Regions from separate parts of the Homo sapiens genome. Here region 2 is linked to region 1. The links are chromatin loops, found by intact Hi-C in ENCODE. Cell type or tissue: ovary. All regions are shown on one strand.

Evidence for each region. Peaks named below come from ENCODE experiments on the same cell type or tissue, not always from the same donor. Only the 100,000 strongest peaks of a DNase experiment are listed, where the experiment ranks them.
Region 2: it touches region 1 in a loop (7-fold over the local background); 86 of 110 quality-filtered maps call a loop at or near these places.

Annotation. Positions count from the first base shown.
Region 1 is chr19:50,365,061-50,373,060 of GRCh38, reverse strand. It overlaps NAPSA (napsin A aspartic peptidase), which reads left to right and starts at 7,422. Exons shown (of 9, transcript NM_004851.3): 1 at 7,422-7,522. The coding sequence starts at 7,440. LOC105372437 (a long non-coding RNA gene) reads right to left here. Exons shown (of 4, transcript XR_007067299.1): 4 at 1-190. RefSeq lists enhancers at 4,219-4,278, 7,072-7,221. In ovary, a CTCF peak has its summit at 4,301 (motif pointing left); DNase peaks (open chromatin) are centred at 3,710 and 4,310; H3K4me3 peaks cover 851 bases; H3K27ac peaks cover 594 bases.
Region 2 is chr19:50,772,691-50,780,690 of GRCh38, reverse strand. No RefSeq gene overlaps it. Among named protein-coding and RNA genes, the nearest start is that of GPR32, 6.2 kb to the right of the region's middle. RefSeq lists an enhancer at 2,254-3,078. In ovary, no CTCF peak of the experiment used is centred here; no DNase peak of the experiment used is centred here.

The DNA.
Region 1 (8,000 bases):
TTCTCAAAAATCTCCTTTTTCTAGGAATCTTCATGAATATTCCACTCCTTGATTAAAGAAATCCATAGTACATACCTGTAGTCCCAGCTACTCAGGAGACTGAGGCAGGAGAATCGCTGGAACCCGTGAGGCGGAGGTTGCAGTGAGCCAAGATCGTGCCACTGCACTCCAGCCTGGGGACAGAGCAAGACTGTCTCAAAACAAAAAGAGAGAAACCCATTAAGGTAGCAGCCCCAAACCCCCCCTGCAGGAGACTCTCTCTGGAGTCCACCTGTACTCCTCTTTGTTGAGTGTGTACTTTTCACTTTGCAATACATCTTTGTACTTTCAGTATTTTCCCACTTGTCCTCAAGTTCCTTCCCGAGATGGTGTCAAGAGCCTGGACATTGGCTGGGGTGGAGGTCCCACACCAGCATATGGGGACTTCCCCTAGCCCACCGGGATCAAGAGTATGACCTTGTTGCCTTACTCTTATGACTAAATGAGGTAAAAGCATAAACAGGGTGGGTTTCAAATGAGGTGCCTGATATGGTGGAACTGTATTTATATTTATTTATTTATTTATTTATTTTTTTAAGATAAGATCTCACTCTGTCGCCCAGGCTGGAGTGCAGTGGTGCCATCTTGGCTTATTGCAGCCCTGACCTCCTGGGCTCAGGTGATCCTCCCACCTCAGCCTCCAGAGTATGTGGGACCGCAGGCATGAGCCACCACACCCAGCTAAGTTTTTACATTTTTGTTAGAGATGGGGTTTCGCCACGTTGCCTAGGCTGTTCTTGAACTCATGGACTCAGGCGATCTGCCCACCTTGGCCTCCCAAGGTGCCGGGATTACAGGCATGAGCCTCTCATCCAGCCTGTATTGATTCTTGTGGCTGTTAAAGTAGTTCTAAGTTTCCACTGTTAGAAAAGTGCAAGAGTCCTGAAATAGGCTGAAGAGGAATTACAACACTTTTGGGACGAGTCACATTGCACTCAGTCTCGGTTGACCTACTGGTAAATAGGATAAATCGTTCTTCCTTTTTTCTTTGAGTTTTGCTCTTGTCACCCAGGCTAGAGTGCAGTGGCCCAATCTTGGTTCACTGCAACTTCTGCCTCCCGGGTTCAAGTTATTCTCCTGCCTCAGCCTCCTGAGTAGCTGGGATCACGGGTGCGCACCACCATGCCCGGCTAATTTTTGTGTTTTTAGTAGAGACGGGGTTTCACCATGTTGGGCAGGCTGGTTTCAAACTCCTGACATCAAGTGATCCACTCATCTCAGCCTCCCAAAGTGCTGGGATTACAGGCATGAGCCACCACGCCCGGCTTTGTTCTTATTTATTTATTTATTTATTTATTTGAGACAGAGTTTACTCTAGTACAGTGGCGTGATCTCGGCTCACTGCAACCTCTGCCTGCCGGGTTCACGCCATTCTCCTGCCTCAGCCTCCTGACTAGCTGGGACTACAGGCACCTGCCACCACGCCCGGCTAATTTTTTGTATTTTTAATAGAGACAGGGTTTCATCATGTTGGCCAGGCTGGTCTCGAACTCCCGACCTCAGGCAATCCACCCACCTCGGCCTCTCAAAGTGCAGGAATTACAGGCGTGTGCTGCCGTGCCCGGCCTCTTGTTCTTATTTCTTATGAAGGGTATGAGGATCCCGGAAGCGCAGTGCCTGGCATACAGAAGCACTCGGTCACTGGCAGTTTTGTTGTCTGAAGGTAGCTGTGGACCAAGGTTCTCATTTGTAAGTAACCCAATATTCTCTAATTTTTTTGGTAATAGCTTTATTGAGATTTGGTTCACACACCAAACAATTCAGCACTTTCAAGTACAATTTAATGGTTTTTAGCAAGTTCACGGGTTGTGCAACCACCACCATAACCAATTTTAGAACATTTTGGTCAGTCCACAAAGAAACCCCATTCCCATAAGCAGATATACCCGTTGGCCACGGTGGCTCACACCTGTAATCCCAGCACTTTGGAAGGCCAAGGAGGGCAGATCACAAGGTCAAGAGATTGAGACCATCCTAGCCAACAAGGCGAAACCCCGTCGCTACAAAAATACAAAAATTAGCCGAGTATGGTGGCAGGCACCTGAAATCCCAGCTACTCAGGAGGCTGAGGCAGGAGAATCGCTTGAACCCAGGAGGCAGAGGTTGCAGTGAGCCTAGATCACGCCACTACCCTCCAGCCTGGCAACAGACCTAGACTCCATCTCAAACAAACAAAAAACAGTTATACCCAATTCTCCCACCCTTTTCTTCCAGCTTGAGGCAGCCATTAATCTATATCTGGCTGAGTGAGGTGGCTCATGCCTGTAACCCCAGCACTTCGGGAGGCCAATGCTGGAGGATTGTTTGAGCCCAGGAGTTTGAGACCAATCTGGGCAACATAGGGAGACACCCCCACCCCCATCTCTACAAAAAATTAAAAACTAAGCCATGCAGGGTAGCGAATGCCTCTTGTCCCAGCTACTCAGGAGGCTGAGATGGGAGGATCACTTGTGCCCAGGAGGTTGAGGTTGCAGTGAGCCATAATGGTACCACTGCTCTCCAGCCTGGGTGACAAAGCAAGGCTCTGTTTCAAAAAAAGAAAAAATTATATGACTTTATGGAATTTTCCTATTCTAGACATTTCCTATAAATGGATCGTTGGAATATGTAGCTCTTTGTGACTGGCATCTCTCACTGGGCATAACGTTTTCTAGGTTCATCTACTTTGTAGAATGTATCAGTACTTCATTTCTGTTTATGGCACAGTAATAGTCCATGGTATGGATATACCACCTTTTACCTACCCATTCGCCAGTTAATGGACAGGTGGGATGTTTCTATTCTTGGCTGCAACGCTGCTATGAACATTCATGTACAAGTTTTTGTGTAGACATATGTTTCATTTCACCTTGGAGTGGGATTGCTGGGTCATGCAGTAACTCTATGTTTAACTTTTTGTTTTGTTTTGTTTTGAGACAGTGTCTCACTCTGCTACCTAGGCTGGAGTGGGGTGGCGTAGTCACAGCTCACTGCAGCCACGACCTCCTGGGCTAAGTGATCCTGCCATCTCAGTCTCCAGAGTAGCTGGGACTACAAGCATGCGCTAGCAAGCCCAGGTAATTCTTTTGTAGAGACAGACTCACTATGTTCCCCAGGCTGGTCTGGAACTCCTGGGCTCAAGCAATCCTCCCACCTCAGCCTGCCAACGTGCTGGGATGACACGTGTAAGCCACCATGCCCGGCCTATGTTTAATATTTTGAGTAGGCCAGGTGCAGTGGCTCATGCCTGTAATCCCAACACTTTGGGAGGCCAAGGCGGGCAGATCACCTGAGGTCAGGAGTTCGAGACCAGCATGGCCAACATGGCAAAACTCCGTCCCTACTAAAATTACAAAAATTGGCAGGAGAATCGCTTGAACCTGGGGGTTCGGAGGTTGCAGTGAGCCGAGATCACAGCCACTGCACTCCAGCCTGAACAGAGCGAGATTCTGCCTCAAAAAAAAAAAAAAAAAAAAAAAAAAAACACTAATGCGAGACCTCGGGAAGGTGCGATATAAGATCATAGAGGGAACGCAGGTCCGAACTTGAGGCCTTGTGGGGTCTGATGTGGCCCACAGTGCCTGAGAGTCACCCAAAGGGTCCCCCACTCTTGGACACACAACTGGACTACATTTCCGGGTCGTCCTTGCAGCCAGGAGCAACCACGTGACAGATTCCCACCAATGGAACAGGGGCAAAAGTAATCCTGGCAAAGACGATGCGAGGCATCTGGGCTGATTACTTGGTGTCTGCAGCTTCAAGAACCAGGTTCAATTCCCCTCCAAGTGCACCTGGGCTGCCTCCTCTTAATCTTGCTGCACCGCAGCAGCCCCTCCCCAACCCGGTAAAATGTGGGCGATAATTCCTTTCTTACAAGGTTAGTAAATAAAATGACGGGTTTAAAAATCTGGCAATCCTTTACCTAATCACTTCCTGAGGGGATTCGGGAAAGATTGTGTTGGGCGATTCTGGAAACTGTGCTCCTCTGATGGTGGAGGCCCACTCGGTCACAACCCCCTGAGAGACAAGACATGGGGAGATCCAGGTCCCATTGGCCGGGCCGTGTTCGGCAGGAGATCTCCCAGTACGCTTGGGCAGGGGAGTCAGGGAGGAAGCCTGTTCTGCTCCTTTTCCCGTGGGGTGCAGAGAGCGAGCAAGTCGGCATTCCAGGCGGTGGGAACTGCTAGGGCGGAAGCAGGAAAGCTGGAGAGAGCCTGGTGTTCCAGGGGTCCAGCTCTAGAAACGGGTGGCGGCTGGGGAATCTTGGCTGGGAAAACAGGCCCACACCTCCACCTTGTGGCCAATTGGGAATTTGCAGGCACGGCCTCTCAAACTACTTAAGGGCGCTTGGGTGCAGTTGGATGGGGTGCTGCAGACGGAAAGCGTGCGGGGCGAGTTGAAGGGGCCCAGATCGAGTGCTCTGACTGAGAAAACAAAGGGGGGTGGTGACAGTTATCAGGGACACGTTCGGCTGCTTCAGGAAAATCCCCCAGAGCAAGGAGTGCACAAAGTGGATCTTTACCATTATTTATGTATTTATTTATTTCTGTTGAGACAGTGTCTCACTCTGTCACCTGGGATGGAGTGCAGTGGCGTGATGACGGCTCACTGCAGCTTCAGCCTCCTAGGCTCAAGTTATCCTCCAGCCTCACCTTCCCCAGTAGCTGGGACTACAGGAGTGTGCCATTACGCCCAGATAATTTTTACATTTTTTTTGTACAGACAGGGTCTCCCTTTGTTGCCCAGGCTGGTCTCCAACTCCCAGGCGCAAGCGATCCTCCTGCCTCAGCCTTCCAAAGGGCTGGGATGACACCCCCAGCCTCCCAAACGCACCCCCACCGCACCTAGCCTTTCTTTTGTTTCTTTTTTTTTTTTTTTTTTTTTTGAGAGGGAGTCTTGCTCTGTCGCCCAGACTGGAGTGTAGCAGCGCGATCTTGGCTCACTGCAACTTCCGCCTCCCAGGTTCAAGTGATTCTCCTGCCTCGGCCTTCCGAGTAGCTGGGATTACAGGCGCTGACCACCACGCCTGGCTAATTTTTGTATTTTTAGTAGAGACAGGGTTTCACCATGTTGGCCAGACTGGCCTCGAACTCCTGACCTCAAGTGATCCGCCTGCCTCAGCCTCCTAAAGTGCTGGGATTACAGGCATGAGTTACCGCATCCAGCCGATTTCTAAGGGTTTTGACTCCAGTCCCTGGCTCACTGACTGTATCTCTGGACCCACCTGGGACCTGAGGTAACTTGATGCCCTGAAGGGAAGGATGCAAGCATGGCTGCCTTTGGAACCTGCTAGTTTTAGAGCCCAAGGGCCTTGAGCAAACATAAGCAGTAGGCAGGTAGGTCGTGGTTACAGGAGGCCATGGGCAGGACCCAGCGCAATCCCAGTGATAGTAGGCATGGGGTGTTTGTGTCACCCCACTCCCAGCTCCAGGTAGCTCAGCAGAGAGAGAGAGACAGAGACAGAGAGAGAGAGAGAGAGAGAGAGAGAGAGAGGGAGAGAGAGAGACTGACTCTGTTTGAGAGAAAGCAAGGGAAGAGAGCAAGAGTCTCTGCCTGGTAATCCAGATAAATCTTCTGGATCTTATCTAAGACCACTAAGATAGTACCTCTATGAGTTTGCAAGAACCACAGCATTAATGGGCTTGGGGAGCCCCCTAATGCAGACATGGCTTAGATCACAACACCCAAGTACTTTTGAATACCTGGAAAGCCTCCCCAAAAAGGACAGGTACAAACAAGCCTTGTCTGCAAAGACTACAATAAATACCTAACATGGCCAGGCATGGTGGCTCATGTCTAATCCCAGCATTTTGGGAGGCTGAAGCAGGAAGATCACCTGAGGTCAGGAGTTTGAGACCAGGCTAGACAACATGGTGAAACCCTGTCTCTTCTAAAAATACAAAAATTAGCTGGGTGTAGGCTGGGTGCGGTGGCTCATGCCTGTAATCCCAGCACTTTGGGAGGCCGAGGCAGGTGGATCACCTGAGGTCAGGAGTTCGAGACCAGCCTGACCAATATGATGAAACCCTGTCTTTACTAAAAATACAAAAACTAGCTGGCATGCGCCTATAATCCCAGCTACTTGGGAGGCTGAGACAGGACAATCGCTTGAACTCAGGAGGCAGAGGTTGCAGTGAGCCAAGATGGCGCCATTACACTCCAGCCTAGGCAATAAGAGTGAAACTCCATCTCAAAAAAAAAAAAAAAATTTAGCCAGGGTGGTATCGGGTGCCTGTAGTCCCAGCTACTCGGGAGGCTGAGGCAGAATTACTTGCACCTGGGAGGCAGAGGTTGCAGTGAGCTGAGATCACACCATTGCACTGCAGCTTGGGCAACAAGAGCAAAACTCCATCTAAATAAATAAATAAATAAATAAATAAATAAATAAATAAATAACTCATCAATGCCCAGCCACCAATGAACATCTATAAGCATCAAGGCCATCCAGAATAAATGACCTTACCAAACAAATCAAATAAGCCACCAAGGACCAATCCTTGAAGAAACAGAGATATGTGACCTTTCCGACAGAGAATTTAAAATAGCTGTTTTGAGGAAACTCAAAGAAATTCAAGCTAACACACAGAAGGAATTCAGATTCCATCACATAAATTTAACAAAGAGATTGAAATAATTGAGAATCAGCTGGGTGCAGTGGCTCACGCCTGTAATCCCAGCACTTTAGGAGGCTGAGGCGGGCGGATCACCTGAGGTCGGGAGTTCTAGACCAGCCTGACCAACATGGAGAAACCCTGTCTCTACTAAAACTACAAAATTAGTGGGGCGTGGTTGCGCATGCCTGTAATCCCAGCCTGGGCAACAAGAGTGAAACTCGGTCTCAAAAAAAAAAAAACCAAAAAACAAAAACAAAAACAAACAAACAAAAAACAATACCCAATGATCTGTTGTCAACAAGAAACATACTTCACCTACAAATAAAACAGTAAGAGACTGGGTCCTGAAATGCGGGCCCACTTCATATGTGAGGGCAGGTGTCTAATCATGTCCTTTCTCCCTTCCCCCAGGCCCTTCACAGATACCTGCTGGTCTCTCCCACTTGGCCAAGGAAACACTTGTGGTTAATAAGTCTCAGAAAAGTTATGTGAAAGTTAAAAGTAAAACTGACAGCAGCTGAAGGATGGGGGGGTGGGAGGTGGTGACGGTGGAGGAGACCCCACCACCACTGCCACCCAAGTAGGGAGTGAGGAGCACCAGGAGCACAGGATGCTACTTCTGCCAACCCTACAAAAATACTCTGCACAAATCTTCAAAAAACATCCTTGTCCCACTGCGTCACCTGCGGACAGATTTCATGTCCTGGTCTCCTTCTAAACCTGGAGGTGGGGCATGAACAGGGTGGAGTCACAGGGGAAAGAAAATGAGGCCCCAGGACACCTGGGTTCACACCCAGGTCCCCAGCGATGTCTCCACCACCGCTGCTGCAACCCCTGCTGCTGCTGCTGCCTCTGCTGAATGTGGAGCCTTCCGGGGCCACACTGATCCGGTATGGTGACCCCATCTACCACCCCAACCTTAGGAGGGATTTTCTGCCTCTTGCCCTTTAAGTCTAGGACTCCCAGTTCAGTGATCCCCAAACTTGGCACCCAGGATCCCTAGAGCTTCTTTCTCAGCTTTCCAGATCTCTAAACCAGGCTGTCACCCCTAAGGGCTCCACTCTGACATCTCTTAAGACCAGATTTCTTTTTTTTGAGATGGAGTCTCACTCTGTTGCCCAGGCTGGAGTGCAATGGCATGATCTCAGCTCACTGAAACCTCTGCCTCCTGGGTTCAAGCGATTCTCCTGCCTCAGCTTCCCAAGTAGCTGGGATTACAGGCTCGCGCCACCATGCTCAGCTAATTTTTGTATTTTTAGTAGAGACGGGGTTTCACCATGTTGGCCAGGCTGGTCTGGAACCCCTGACCTCGTGATCCGCTCACCTCGGCCTCCCAAAGTGCTGGGATTACAGGCGTGAGCCACCGCG
Region 2 (8,000 bases), 410 kb before region 1:
CTCTGTGGGTCCCCAGAACCTACGATCACAATGGGAGTCACACATTGAAAATGGGGCTCCCATTTTCAAGGGAGTGAATCACTGACACTTAGTAAACCCAGATCAATCAGCGTGAGACTGTATATGTGCAAAGGGGCATCGTTCAGCACTGGGCGCATCCCAGGCACGGGGGACACGGCAGCAAAGGGAACAGACAAAAATCCCCCACCATGGTGGGGGGACATTAGGTGTGGCTGTCACTCCCCCACCTTTTCCTTTTATTCCACTTGAACAAGAACGGAAACCAGGAAACCCACACCACATCTGGTGGTTCGTGGGGAAGGACCTGGGCTCTGGACTCCCACGGTTCTACATTCCAGTCTCGGCCCTGACATCCACGTCCTGGCTGGGACCTTGGCCCCCAGGAGCTGCTGTGCCCCAGCAGAGCTGCCGTGAGCATTGGAGATTACGGGGTTGCCCGTCACCAGGAGCAGAACCTACAACTCTGCAGCCACGCGGGGAGGGTTTCGGGAGCACGGGGCTGGGAAGGTGTCAGGAGGTGAGGATTCCCATGACAGCTATTTTCCGACACTTGATGACAGTCTGTCTCCTACGGCTGGGAACATCTCAAACCAGGCCACGATGGGGGTGCCGCCTCCCCTCCCGTATTGCCTGAGAGAAACGGAGGTAGTGATTAAGAGCGCGTGATTACCTCTCCTGCCTGGGAGGTGAATGTCTTTCTGTGTAATCATTCCGTTCAGAACTGTCTGCCCCCAGGCTGCGAGCTCTATGAGGGCAGACTCCATTCTATTCAGGCATGTTCAAATCCCCAGGGTGGCAGAGATTTGCACCTACTATGAGCTCAGCCAATACTTGTAGGGACAGGGTATAGCAAGGAGGCAGAGGCTGTAGAATCTGAAGGATGGAGAGTGTCAGCCCTGCCCTGAAATGTCAGTTTCTCCCCTGCAATGTTAGCCTCTCCCACTGAATGTTAGCACCCTTATTTGAATGTTAGCCCCTCCTCCTGTATGTCAATTTCTCCCCTGCAATGTTAGCTCCTCCCCCTGAAATGTCAATTTCTTTCCTATGATGTTAGCTCCTCCCTTCTGAAATGTCAATTTCTCTCCTGCGATGTTAGCTTCTCCCCTCTTAAATGTCAATTTTTCTCCTGCGATGTTAGCCCCTCCTCGTTGTTAGCTCCTCCCCCTAGAATGTCCATTTCTTCCCATGGATTGTCAGTTCCTCCCCTTGGCATATTACCCCCTCCCTCATAAAGGTTGGCCCCTCCTTTATTGCCTGAGAGAATCAGAGGTAGTGATTAAGAGCATGCAATTACCCTAAAATGTTAGAAACAGAGGTAGTGATTAACAGTGTATAATTGTACTAAAAATATTAGCCCCTCCTCCTGAAATGTTAGCTCCTCCTCCCTGGAATATTAGCTCCTCCCCCTGGGATGTTAGTCCCTCCCCTCTGAATGTCAATTTCTTTCCCTGGAAGATCAGTTTCTCCCTTTGGAATTTTAGCCCCGCCTCCTAAAGTTATCCACTCCCCCTAAATGCTAGCCCCTCGCCCTTAAATGTTAGCCACTGCCCCCGGCATGTCAGTGCTACTCCCTAGAATGCTAGTCCTTCAAAGGTAGGTATCTTTGTCTTCTTTGCCTTTCTCCCACACCAAAAACAGTGACCTTCACCAGACAGGCGCTCGGTAAACATAACTGGATGGGTTAATGGAGTCAGACCGGTCAAATTCCCATCCTACACTTACTTGCTTTGTGACTTTCTTCTTTTTTTTTTTTAAGACGGAGTCTCACTCTGTCGCCCAGGCTGGAGTGCAGTGGCACGATCTCGACTCACTGCAGCCTCAGCCTCCCGGGTTCAAGCAATTCTCGTGCCTCAGCCTCCAGAGTAGCTGGCGTTACAGGCATGCACCACTACACCCGGCTAATGTTTGTATTTTTAGCAGAGACGGGGGTTTCATCTTTGGCCAGGCTGGTCTCGAACTCCTGACCTCAGGTGATCCGCCCCCCTCAGCCTTCCAAAGTGCTGGGATTACAGGCGTGAGCCACCGTACCCAGCCAGCTGTGTGACCTTCGGTAAATGACTTTACCTCTCTGAGCCTCGAGTTTCCTCCTCTGTACAACGGGAATAATCGCAGCACCGCCCTCAGGGTTGTGATGCTGACTTTGGGAGTTCACATGTTTAGAAAGCTCTGGACAGGGCCTGGTACTTAGGTCACGATCAATACCTGTGAGCTGTCATTATTTAAGGGATGAAGGCGTGAATCGCAGTCTTCAGCTGTCTTAGCAATTCTGTTGGATACGAATTTTTAGTCCCTGCTTGGCAGAGTATAATCCGGAGGCTTAACTCACCTTCCACGACTCTCTCTCGCCGAGGCTGCCCAGGAAAATGCCAGATCCTCTCAAGCACGGGGCCGTGCCCAGCTCCCGCGCGCTCCCCGAGACTCAAACCCACCTCCACCACCGCGCCTGGCTCTGCCCCAGCAAAGACCACGTCTCCCCAGGGAGGATCCTGCAGCCAGCTCTAAAAACCGCAGAGCCTCCTTGGAAGAATGCTGAACCGCATTCATTAGAAAATCAATGCAAATTAAAAACCTCCCCGGGATCCCACTTTTCTCCTCTGAGAAGGCAAAGATCAAAGAGGCTGACTTGGCGGTTGCTGCGTTGGCGAAGCCGTGGGAAACAGGCTTGCAGAGCGCTCGCGGCGGCGTCTGCGACATCGAACACTCCCTCTAACCCGGCAGTTCCCCAGGAGGAATTTATGCAACAGAGGATGATACTGATCACAGCAAACACATCGCACCTCCTCGGTGCCAGGCACGGAGCCAAGCGCCCCACCCACGGCAACGCAAGTCATCCTCACAGGGACCCTCTCAGGGAGCTACTGCCATTATCCCCATTTTACATTGGTGGAAACTGAGGCACAGAGAGTGGAAGCAACTTGTGTCCCATTGTGCTCTTCTGCCTTCTTGAAGCATTCACAAAAGTACACAAACACAAACGTAAAAGAATATTATTGTTGGTTTTGTGTGTGTGTACCTGTGTGCACACATGAGAGAGAGACAGAACATGGAAAAGAGTATTTCTCCTTCCAAAGAACCAGCTTCTTACTATTGTCCATAATTTTTTACTTAAAATTAACTCCCTCTAATCTCTATGAACGCTTTCTTTCAACTTTCAGTGCACTATTTTATAGCTTTTTTTTCTTCCTGAATTGTTTGCTTTGCTAATTTCCTCTCGGACTTTCTCTCTCTCTGTCTCTCTCTCTCTCTCTCTCTCTCTCTTCTAATTACAATTAAATTAAAGGCTGAGTGCAGTGGCTCACGCCTGTAATTTCAACACTTTGGGAGGCCAAGGCAGGACGATGGCTTGAGCTCAGGTATTTGAGATCAGCCTTGGTAACATAGCAAGACCCCATCTCTACCAATAAATTAATTAATTAATTAATTAATTAAACAAATAGCTGGGCATGGTGGAGATACTGGGGAGGCTGAGGTGGGAGGATCACTTGAGCCTGGGAGGTTGAGGCTACAGTGAGCAATGGTGCCACCATACTCCAGTCTGGGTGACAGAGTGAGACCCTGTCTCAAATAAACAACAACAACAACAACAAAACAAATAAATAAGCTATAGATTTTCCTCTGAGCACAGCTTTGGCCCCATCTCATAAGATTTTTTAAAAATATTTATTTATTTATTTATTTTTGAGACAGAGTCTTGCTCTGTCACCCAGGCTGGAGTGCAGTGGCACAATCTCAGCTCACTGCAACCTCTACCTCCAGGGTTCAAGTGATTGTCCTTCCTCAGCCTCCTGAGTAGCTGGGACTACAGGCATGCACCACCACACCTGGCTAATTTTTGTATTTTTAGTGGAGATGGGGTTTCACCATGTTGGCCAGGCTGGTCTCGAACTCCTGACCAGAGGTGATCTGCCTGCCTCAGCCTCCCAAAGTGCTGGGATTACAGGTATGAGCCACCGCGCCTGGCCGTAAGTTTTTATATGTAGTGTGCTTTAAATGAAGTAGAACTTAAGTTTTAATTAACAGTTGAACCAAGATGTTATTTAGAAGGGTGTTTTGCAATGTCCAAGGCAATTGAAGCATTTTTTTCATCTTTTGTTATTAATTTCTAAATTTGAATATGGCCTGTATTACCTCTGCTTTGGGGAATCAACCTATGTTTTATTTGTGACCTAATGCATAGTCTTTTTTTTTTTTTTTTTTTTCAAGGAGAGGCAGAGAATATCATTGCAGGATCCTGCTTTTTAAAAAATGCTCCATGCCAAGGGCAGCGGCTCACACATGTAATCTCAACACTTCGGGAGGCTGAAGCAGAAAGATTGCTTGAGGCCAGGAATTCAAGACCAGCCTGGGCAACATAGCAAGATTCTGTCTCTACAAAAAAAAATTTAATGAGGGCATGATGGCACATGCCTGTCGTCCCAGCTACTTGGGAGGCTGAGGCAGGAGGATTGCTCGAGGCTGCAGGGAGCTATGACCATGCCACTCTACTCCCGCCTGGTCAACAAAGCAAGAACCTGACTCAAAAAAAAAAATTGCTCTAAAGTTTATTATTGGAACAGTTAGGAAATTTGAATATGGCCTGTTTATTAGATAATACCAATGGTAAAGTTCTTGAGGGAGATAATAATATTATAATTTTACAGGGAAAATGCTCTTGTTCTTAGAAGATACAGGCTGAAGAATTAATAGGTAAAATATCGTGACGTCCTACCTGCGCCGACTTTAACACAGTTCAACATTTTTGGGAGGTACCTCTGAGCATTGTGCCCCTTGCAGCACAGTGGGTATGCTGAGGGCTCCCTCCCTGGGTTTCCCAGACCTCATGTCCCCGTCTTGTCTGCTCATCATACTGGAGGTACTACAGTGCGTGGACAGATGGAGAGAGAGACCGACAAAATGTGAGGATGGACAAATATCAGCATTGATATATTTAATTGAAATATATTGGCCAGGGTGGGGAGACTCACGCCTGTAATCCCAGCACTTTGGGAGGCCGAGGCGGGTGGATCACCTGAGGCCAAGAGTTTGAGACCAGCCTGGCCAGCATAGAGAAACCCCATCTCTACTAAAAATACAAAAAAAAAAAAAATTAGCCAGATGAGGTGGCACATGCCTGTAATCCCAGCTACTAGGGAGGCTGAGGCAGGAGAATCACTTGAACCCGGGAGGCGGAGGTTGCAGTGAGCTGAGATCGCACCACTACACTCCTGCCTGAATGACAGAGGGAGACTCCATCTCAGAAAACAAAACAAAACAAAACAAAACAAAAGTTATCTTTAAAGGAGATGGAGGACTGACTGAGAGGGCGAGGAGGTGGGAGGGGAGCCCTGGGGTGGCCACATTGTTTTATGGCTGGGTTGCCTGGTTGTTCACTTAGTGATAAATCAAACAAATTCCCCCCATTCTATTTTCTTTATGTATTGTTCAGAATGTGTGTTTTATTGAATAATTTTCAAAGTTTCAAAAATATCATTGCATCAAATTCAAAGCAACTCATCAGTAGGGGATTAGGGAACACTACTTCCGTGCACAGTATATACATATAAGGGAATACTTAGCCACCACCATTGAAAAGTCATGTGCTAGATATCTTATGTATTGCCGTCCCAAAGGTATACTCTTTGGAAAATACTCACGATGTAGAATCATAGCTATGGCATGCTCTATTTGTGTTGAAAGTGCTTATGCACTGGGAGCGGTGGCTCACGCCTATAATCCCAGGCACTTTGGGAAGCCAAGGCGGGCAGACCACCTGAGGTCAGGAGTTCAAGACCAGCCTGGTCAACATGGTGAAACCCTGTCTCTACAAAAATACAAAAGTTAGCTGGACATGATGGTGGGTGTCTGTAATCCCAGCTACTCGGGAGGCTGAGGCAGGAGAATCACTTGAACCCCGGGAGGCGGAGGCTGCGGTGAGCCGAGATCTCACTGCTGCACTCCAGCCTAGGCAACAGAGAAAGACTCTGTCTCAAAAAAAAAAAAAAAAAAAAAGAAAGAAAGAAAGTGCTTATGCATGGGTTGGATACACAAAAAACTGGTAACAGTTTTCTCGTGAGAAAAAGTAACAATGGAGGATTTGGAATGAAAGGGAGGACTATTTCTCATCACTTTCAAGTTTTTTTTTTTAAATAATACTTTCCCCAGTTTATTTATTTTTAATCAGATCCACTAGTCAACAGAATAGGTAGGTCTCTCTCTCTCTCTCTCTCTCTCTCTCTTTCTGTGTGTGTGTGTGTGTGTGACAGAGAGAGAGAGAGAGAGTTAGAGAGAGAGACTCACTGTGTCACCCAGGCTGGAGTGCAGTGGCACGATCTCAGCTCATTGCAACCTCCACAGCCCAGGCTTAAGTGATCCTCCTATCTCAGACTCCCACGTAGCCAGTACTACAGGCATGCGTCACCATGCCAATCTCTTGTACAGATGGGGTGTCATCATGTTGCCCAGGCTGGTCTCGAATTCCTGGGCTCAAGCAATCCTCCCCGCTCAGCCTCCCACAGGAGTTAATTTTTTTAAGGTGCGTCTGTGTTTCCTGGCACTCAGTCACTGTGTCATTTAATCTCCTCATCCAGAAGATGGAAACACTTGCTTCTATTTTATAGACTTGGGGCAACCGAGGCTCTGAGAGGTGGAGTTCTCAGGGCAAGTCAGAGCTGCTGCTTTTTTTTTTTTTCTTTTACATTTCTTTTATTTTCTTTTTCTTTCTTTCTTTTTTTTTTTTTTTTTGAGACAGAGTCTCAGTCACACAGCCTGGAGTGCAGTGATGAGATCTTGCCTCACTGCAACCTCTGTCTCCCAGGTTCAAGCGATTCTCCTGCCTCAGTCTCCCAAGTAGCTGGGATTACAGGTGTCTGCCACCATGCCCGGCTAATTTTTGTATGTTTACTAGAGACATAGCTCTTATCATCCTGCAGGCTGGCTTTTTCGTGTGATGGTTGGGGAGGGTTCCAAGAGTAAGGAAAGTATGAGGGGGAGGCTCAGAACTCTGCACAAGGTGACTAGCACTCAAGCTACTGGTCAAAAAGCAAGTCACGAGCCTGGCTTAGATTCAAGGTGTGAGGAAAGGACTCCACCCCTTGATGGGAAAATCTAAAGAGTGACATTGCTAAGGAGCACGCATGCAGGAAGGTATGCAGAACGGGGGCCATTTGTGTAATCTGCCACAGCAGCCCTGATGCAAAGCTACCGTGTCCCCCGGGAGTCCCTAGGCCAGCCCTGAGATGCTTACACCCAGGTTGTGAAAGGGGAGGTTTCAAATCCCAGCTCATTGAAGCCACTGTTATTTTGTGTCTCTCCTGCAACAGCTGAATCTACCCCTTAACTATTAATTATGCTGCCAACCTCTGGAACTTGTGTGAAGTGACTTGATAAATTTCCTTATTGTTGAAGCCAGTTGGAGTCAGGTTTTCTGTTACTTAAAACACCCCAAAACCAAACTGATGCATGTAAAGAATAGTCCTTTCTGGGGATTGAAGTCCCAGTGGTCCCTGGTCACAACAGGCCATTCCCTTGGCTCTAGGTCGAGGCAAAAGAAAAATGTCATGCAATCCAGAAGCTGTCACACCACTTGCTCATGATTCAAAGAAGTAGTTCTGCCCAGGTGTGGTGGCTCATGCCTGTAATTCCAGCACTTTGGGAGGCTGAAGCGGGCAGATCATTCAAGGTCAGGATTTTGAGACCGGCCTGGCCAACATGGAGAAACCCCATCTCTACTGAAAATACAAAATTAGCCTGGCATGGGGTGGCACATGCCAGCTACTCAGGAGGCTGAGGTGAGAGGACCACTTGAGCCTGGGAGATTGAGGTGGCAGTGAGTTGTGATCACACCACTGCACTCCAGCCTGAGCAACAGAGCAAGACCCTATCAGAAAAAAAAAAAAAACTTATATTTTTAAGCCTCTAAACATGGAAGGTTTTTGTTACACAGCAAAAGGTAACTGATACATCTGCATTCCGGACAATAGAAAGGGGGAAATGGGGAAATG